Regions from separate parts of the Mus musculus genome. Here all the other regions are linked to region 3. A link is a loop called in an ENCODE intact Hi-C map of the cell type or tissue named here. Cell type or tissue: left cerebral cortex. All regions are shown on one strand.

The links. Peaks named below come from ENCODE experiments on the same cell type or tissue, not always from the same donor. Only the 100,000 strongest peaks of a DNase experiment are listed, where the experiment ranks them.
Region 1: it touches region 3 in a loop (4-fold over the local background); 4 of 42 quality-filtered maps call a loop at or near these places.
Region 2: it touches region 3 in a loop (2.3-fold over the local background); 4 of 42 quality-filtered maps call a loop at or near these places.

What each region holds. Positions count from the first base shown.
Region 1 is chr11:101,569,583-101,572,082 of GRCm38, forward strand. It overlaps Nbr1 (NBR1, autophagy cargo receptor), which reads left to right. Exons shown (of 24, transcript NM_008676.3): 14 at 1-206; 15 at 1,702-1,851; 16 at 2,320-2,395. Among named protein-coding and RNA genes, the nearest start is that of Tmem106a, 11 kb to the right of the region's middle. In left cerebral cortex, a CTCF peak has its summit at 993; no DNase peak of the experiment used is centred here.
Region 2 is chr11:101,575,326-101,577,825 of GRCm38, forward strand. Nbr1 (NBR1, autophagy cargo receptor) reads left to right here. Exons shown (of 24, transcript NM_008676.3): 20 at 1-91; 21 at 978-1,084; 22 at 1,869-1,926. Among named protein-coding and RNA genes, the nearest start is that of Tmem106a, 5.7 kb to the right of the region's middle. In left cerebral cortex, a CTCF peak has its summit at 998; no DNase peak of the experiment used is centred here.
Region 3 is chr11:101,753,328-101,755,827 of GRCm38, forward strand. It overlaps Dhx8 (DEAH (Asp-Glu-Ala-His) box polypeptide 8), which reads left to right. Exons shown (of 23, transcript NM_144831.2): 16 at 1-2; 17 at 1,405-1,545. Among named protein-coding and RNA genes, the nearest start is that of Dhx8, 22 kb to the left of the region's middle. In left cerebral cortex, no CTCF peak of the experiment used is centred here; a DNase peak (open chromatin) is centred at 1,044.

The DNA of each region.
Region 1 (2,500 bases), 180 kb before region 3:
GGGTCGTGTCTGTGGAGTTCATCGCTCCAACCTTGGAGGGGACATACACTTCGCACTGGCGTCTCTCTCACAAAGGCCAGCAGTTTGGGCCTCGGGTTTGGTGCAGTATCATAGTGGATCCTTTTCCTTCCTCTGAGAGCCCTGATAATGTTGAAGGGGACAGGATCAGCTCAAGCAAAGCTGACGATTTCTCCTGTGAGCAAGAGGTGAGCACTTGGGCCATTGGCCCAGGCCCAGGTTATTTCCTCAGTCATAGGAATGTCAGGCTTGTGACACGTGCTTATATTGTAGTCCATGCACTTCGGAGGCTGAAGCAAGAATATTGCAGGCTCAAGACTAGTTCTTGCTAGGGACTGAGAGAGGGACCTGAACGTAAAAGAACTCACTGGTAGCTTGTTATTCTTGCAGATTTCCCAACAGTTTACTGTTTCTGAATTCCCATCAGTGTGTCAGAATATAGTATAGTTAACTTCTGAAGAGAGAGGGTCATTTGGATGGCAGTTTCAGAAGTTCCTGTCTGTGATTAGGCAGATCCAGTGCTTTCAGGCCTCTAGACTGGACTGACAACATACAGCATAGCAAAAACAAACAAACAAACCAGAAAACACACTTAGGCCAAGATGACAAGAGAAAGAGGAAGGGACCAGACCTAAGGATCTCATGTAAGGCTACACCTGAGAAACATTCATTGTCTAGTAATGCATTGCTTCTAGAGAAGCTAAAGCTAATATAAGCCTTTTCTTTGCTTACCTGCCTGCCTGCCTGCCTGCCTGCCTGCCTGCCTTCTTTCCTTCCTTCCTTCCTTCCTTCCTTCCTTCCTTCCTTCCTTCCTTCCTTCCTTCCTTCCTTTTCAAGACAAGGTTTCTCTGTGTAGCTCTGGCTGTCCTAGAACTCAGTCTGTTGACCAGGCCTCAAACTTGATCCACTTGCCCCTGCCTCCCAAGTGTGGGAATTAAAGGCATGCACCACCACCACAGGCTCTAGGGGGCAGGCTTTTAACATGGGGTTTATGGGTTTACTCCTCTATACATTATTATGCTGGTATTTGGCCTAGTCCTCAAGGTGTTTAGTGTCGTTAGGGTTCCGGTGCAGGCAGTCCCAGAGGACTTTTGTCTGTAATGGTGCTTGCTGCACCAGGAAAAGAAGGGTAACCTGACCGGGCGTGGTGGCGCACGTCTTTAATCCCAGCACTTGGGAGGCAGAGGCAGGCGGATTTCTGAGTTCGAGGCCAGCCTGGTCTACAAAGTGAGTTCCAGGACAGCCAGGGCTATACAGAGAAACCCTGTCTCAAAAAGAAAGGCAACCTGGCCTGCTGCTAAACTCCTGGTAGCGTTTCTCCTTAACACTCATCTCCTAGAGTATCCCTGAGCCCAAAGACATCTTCATCTGCCTGTTGCTTGCTGCAGTCTGTCGTTACTTTTTTGTTAGTGGAACAGACTGTACTGTTTGAACTTAGAGCTAACCAGTGTTAATTTCCTGGTTTGGGCTAACTGTACTTTCATTAAGTTGTAGAGGATGGTAGGTGAAAGAACAGTATGTGAACTCTTTACTGTTTCTGCAGCTTTTCTAGACGTCCCAAATAAAATAAAAAATGTAAATGTAGAGGTTCTGCTATGTTTTTATTTTAGGGGTGACCTTGTCAGCCTGGTGCTTGAGCTCTGTTGAGGTCCTAAAATATATCCCGATTATTTGTCCCTATAGGAAGCTTTTCTTCTAGCTGAAGAAGAGATTCCATTGGGTGAGGTGACAAAGCAGACAGAAGGGACAGGAGCCAGTGCCTCACAGAAGACAAGACGCGCTGCCAGTGAAAGGGAGCTGTACATTCCATCTGTGGACCTCCTGACTGCCCAGGTAAGCAGTCCGCGCTCGGAGGGACAAGGGCAGAGAGAGTGAGTCCTGACAAATGAGCTTTCACCTTGTTACTGAGAAGGTGCTGTAGCCTTCATGGTCCTGGGGAGTTAGAGATGGGCAGGCTGGATCCAGTATCTCATGAGGATAAGATGGTGCGTGGAGCAAGTTTCTAAACTGTTTGCTTCTGAGTGTGAAGCTCAGGCTTGTGCTTCCCCATGGCTTCCCTCCAGTGGTCTTGTAAGCTTAGCCTGCTTCACTCACCTGCCCACTGTCTCTTCTCCCCTGCCAGTTAGAGTTTGAGAACACCATGTTCCTGTTTAACTCTTCTAGTCACTTGGTTGAGGGGGGACATGAATTTAAATAGAATTGAATCCAGGCAATGTCCAGGAGACCTGATGGTCCATTCAGGAAAGAGCATGGCTCCCACTTGTGCTGCAGACACCTTTATTTGGCCATCTCTTTTTCTAGGACCTGCTGTCCTTTGAGCTGCTGGATATAAACATTGTCCAAGAATTGGAGAGAGTGCCACACAACACCCCTGTGGGTAAGATTGTCACTTCACTCATCTTGTTTAGGTGTTGGCATTACACGGTCTCTTCTTGGTCTGCTGTGCAGCGCTAGAGGACGAGGATCCCTCCCATTTTGTGAC
Region 2 (2,500 bases), 180 kb before region 3:
AGAGCATCAGCGACATCCTCACAACCTCACAGCCTCTGGACACGGTGCCTCTAGTCCCCGAGGTGGCAGGACTTCCAGCAGCATTGTCCAGGTACTGCTCAGCACCTCAGCCCCCCTGTTCTCCAGAGCTGGAATGACCAGCTTCATCTCCAAACCTTTCTTTTTCTATAATCTAAACTTAGGTGAATAAAAATTATACTCAGATTTCTCAGCACTTGTAAATTTGAGATTTAAACAAATGTTTGTTTTAGTTACCCTTACTTCCCTGAACATAGACTGTCTACTGACTTTTTTATAAAAAATCTTTAAATACAAACATCTCTGGATGATCCCTTTATGTTTTGATTCTTAAGTTGAGTAACTGTAACAAAAATGTGGGTGAAGGGCTGGAGAGATGGCTCAGCGGTTGAGAGCACTGACTGCTCTTCCAGAGGTCCTGAGTTCAAATTCCAGCAACCACATGGTGGCTCACAACCATCCATAATGAGATCTGACGCCCTCTCCTGGTGTGTCTGAGGACAGCTGCAGTGTACTTACATATAATGAATAAATATTTTTTTAAAAAAATGTGGGTGAGGATTTGTCAGCTCCAAGGTTTGCCTGGTGAGTGTGAGGGCCTGTTCAGCAGAAAAGCTCGAATCTTCCATGTGCTGCTCTCACAGGCAGAGATATGTATTAAGTAACTTACAGATATATACCACGTCTACTGGAGCTGGGTCATTGTCTCTACTATTCGTATAGAAAATGTGAGAGCCCTAAATATAATAAAGAGTGCTCAGGAAGGGAGAGGTGACCTGAATGAAGCCAGTTTCTCTAGCTGGATTGTGGCTAGAGAGGACATCAGAGAGTGGAACTCAGTCCTTCTGACCTTCACACTGCCAGATTCACACATGATGGGATCAGCAGCCACGCTGCTGCACTCTCCTAGTGCTTGTGGCTACTCTTCAGCTCACCTTCACTGTTCTCTCTTTCTAAAGGAGCGCCCCTTGTGGACAGTGTGAGTCATCAGGAGTGGATTCACCAGGAGTGGATTCACCAGCTACCATGCACGAAGTTCCCCCAGCCCCTGATGACATCAGAGGAGGTAAGCCAGGCTCTCTCCCTTGCTCCTTTCCAGTGGACGGACACCAGGTATGAAGAGGCTCTCCGTTTCTGAGACCCGTGGCCTTGTTCACAGACTTTGCCTCTCCCTCTTTCTGTATGCCTCCCTCATGCTCTGGGTTTCCACTCTTTGTTTGTTTTTTGTTTTTTGAGACAGGGTTCTCTGTGTAGCCCTGGCTGTCCTGAAACTCACTCTGGTCTCGAACTCAGAAATCCGCCTGCCTCTGCCTCCTGAGTGCTGGGGTTAAAGGCGTGAGCCACCACGCCCGGCCTGGGTTTCCACTCTTAAGCCTGTTGCAGACCTTGCAGAGGTGGGCACTGTGCTGTGCTGGGAAGAGCAGCCTTGGAAGCCAGCCAGCTCCAGCTCCAGTTTTGCTTTTCCTCACAGACTAATGCGGCAGCTCAGCTGGTTTGTGATGCCTTCAGGACTGCGCCCTTATTTTAGGTCTCAGGACTGTAGAACTGTGAAGGAGTCAGGAGGTCCCCACTCAAGGTCACTTCCTCTTCCAAAAAATGCCCAACCTAAAACTCTGCGAACTAACACATCAGGGTTACAGGATTAGAGGGTTATTTTTCTACTCAATGATGTCCCCAGCATTTCTAGACAATTTGTCTTCCTCTGTGACTTAAATCAGCCACAGACCTTTCTAAAACTTAAAAGAGGAAAAGAAAGGAGAAAAAAACTAAAGACACCCCCATTAACTTGCCGCCTGCCTTGATAATAGCTTGTGGGTGCTGCAGCTAACCAACAGCTCTTTTGCTTTTAGAGCCCAGAGGCTCAACAGGACTCGCAAACAGCAGACAGAGGAGCTGTGACCACTCAAGGTAACGACCTTGTGAAGTCTCTTCTTGAGAAACAGGAAGACATCCCAGCATTGCTTCTGCTTGAATGAGCCTCTGAGAGCAGGTGGCGAGCACCTTAAATGAGCACCTTCCAAGCACAGGAAGGAGCACCCTCATTCCTCCTTGTTCTTACGTCTGACACTTATGAGCACCACCGGCAGAGAGCTAAAGCTCATGCTTAAGTGCATCACTTTTTAGGGATTACCCTGAAATCCACCTCACCTGTAATGCCCAAGAAGACAAGCAGGCCAAGCCCCAGGTGCATCTAGCTGGTTTTCTTACATACCGCTGCCTCTCTGGTCCCTGCCGTCTCAGATCAGAATCCAGAAAAATCACATTTCCTTTGCCAGGTTTTCTCTGAGATGTACAGACAGATGGCTGATATCCAGGTGTGCCCATGACCACATTAATTTTCAGCTGGGATGGAAAACTGGCGTAGTAACTAGGGTGTGCGTTTCCTGCAGTACTCAGGTCTTCTGCCAGCCGAGCCAGAGCCCTGCAGCAAACCAAGATCTGTAGCTATGAAAACATTTCATTCTCTCTTTTTACATCTGAT
Region 3 (2,500 bases):
AGGTAACATGGGGCTGAAATGAAGTGGTTCCACATATCCTTAAGTCAAGTGGGGTACACAGCCAGGGCTCCACTTGTCACAGCCTCCCCAGTGATAGGATTACGTACACACGCCACTCTGCCTACCATTTTTATGTGGGTTCTAGGTATTAAACTTAGGTCTTCAGACTTTTAAGACAAGTACTTTATCAACTGAGCTATCCCCTGCCTTAATTTATCATTTTTAAGTTTAAAAATTTTATTTTTCAGCTGGGCATGGTGACATGTACACATCATGGTGCATGTGTGGGGTCAGAGGACACTTGCAGGAGTCAGTTCTTTCCTTCCACCATCATTGAAGTCGTCAGGCTTGGTGGCTTGTGTTTACCCACTGAGCCATCCTGCTAGACTCCGGATGTATTGTATTTTGTATATGGTTCATTACTTGATAGACATTAGGTTATTTCCACTTTGGGACACAGAGTACTTCTGCTGTGAACATGTGTTTACCAGTTTTCTCAGACGTGTGTTTCTCTGAGTATATTTTGGCAGTGGAGATAGATGGGAAAATACTCAGTGGGTGTCAGGAGGTAGAGGGGTGAAGGTAAGGGAAAAACCAGGCATGGCTCTCAGGCTTCTAACTTGCATAGCTGGGTGGCACGTGGTTCTCAGAGTTAGTCATGGGAGAAGGAGCAGGTTTGGGAGGGACAGGTGGGAGCTCTTCCTCTGCTCTGTGTCTGTGGGTTAGACTTGCTTCTAAGCAGGGCCTTTGTGGCTGTGAGGCAGGTAGATGCCTTTCAGGGCCAGTGAGATACTGGTGTGACGAGAGACATTTCCGTGCCTCCTAGCAAGGATTTTTCTAAGCAGTTGTGTTTTATGAGCTGAACCTCTGGGTAAAACCCAGTGGCAGAGCCAAGCTGAGAGTAATAATCTTCTAGATCAGAGAGCGCTGCACACACAAACCGTGACGTTCCTGTCCCTCGTGCTTCATTTTATGACGAGGAGGAAAGATCTAATCCTCCTCTTGTTCCACATATATGAACAGCCCATTTCGTAGTCCAGATGTCTCTGTGGGAGAAAGAAAAATCTCATTTTGCGGTGCTACATGTGATGCCAGGAAGTCTGTGCTTTCCCAGGGAGCTAGAAAATTAAAGTTATAGTAATCATCTGCTCTAGACAATGGTACACAGCTATTTATACCAAATGAGATTGGCTCTGAGCAGCGATGGCTCTTCTGTTTTACAGCTCTGAGGCACCACCCACTTCCAAAGGAACCCTTCAGATGCGGGCACCTTCCCCTCTGACCACTGGGGACCTGGACTGGGGTTAAATGTCAGGTGTCTAGAGGGAGATAGCAGATTCCTTGGGAGAGAGTACGACCTTCTCCAAACTCAGCTCACTTTGGCTCTGTCTTTCTCATCTGTAGGTGGTGATTGCCACCAACATTGCAGAAACATCTCTGACCATCGACGGCATCTACTATGTGGTTGACCCTGGATTTGTGAAGCAGAAAGTGTACAATTCTAAAACAGGGATCGATCAGCTTGTGGTGACACCTATTTCTCAGGTATGGCTGTGTCTGTCATAAGCTATTCTCAAAATTCTGGTGAGGGTCTTTCTGGGATTTGTTATGGTCCCTCCCTCCTTCGTTCTCTCCCTTCCTTTCTTTTCTTTTTTTAAATTTTATTTATTTATTTATTTATTTATTTATTTATTTATTTATTTATTATATGTAAGTACACTGTAGCTGTCTTCAGACACTCCAGAAGAGGGCATCAGATTTCGTTACGGATGGTTGTGAGCCACCATTTGGTTGCTGGGATTTGAACTCAGAACCTTTGGAAGAGCAGTCGGCACACTTAACCGCTGAGCCATCTTACCAGCCTTCTCCCTTCTTTTCTCATTTGTTTCAAGACAGGGCCTTGCCAGGATCTCTGTAAGTTCTAGACTAGCTCGGTCTGCATAGCAAGTTTCCAAGATGGCTAGGCTTTGCAGAGAGAACCCCTGTTTTTTTTTTTTTGCTGGGGGAAAAAAGAGTACTTCTTGCGTGTAACCTAAGCTGGCCTTAAATATGGTGCCTCACTTAATCTTTGCCCCCAAAAGTGAACAAAAGTGGGATGAGGAAAGGCTTCGTATGTTGTATGCTAGCCCTCTGTATGTGTTTCTCTCAGGATTAAATTTAGGCCCTATGTATGTTAGGCAAACACTCTATCATTTAGCTATATATTTATAATCCTTTTTAAAAAAAGATTTATTGGTTTATTGTTTGTATATGAGTATACTGTCACTCTCTTCAGACACACTAGAAGAGGGTATCAGATCCCATTACTGATGGTTGTGAGCCACCATGTGGTTGCTGGGGTTTGAACTCAGGACCTCTGGAAGAACAGTAAATGTTCTTAACTGCTGAGCCATCTCTGCAGCCCCTGTATTTGTAATCTTTAGGGTGAGACTTCAAAATATAATTGCCCCATAAATCCAAAGTTTTTTTTTTAAAGATTGCCATACACATGTTCAGTGTT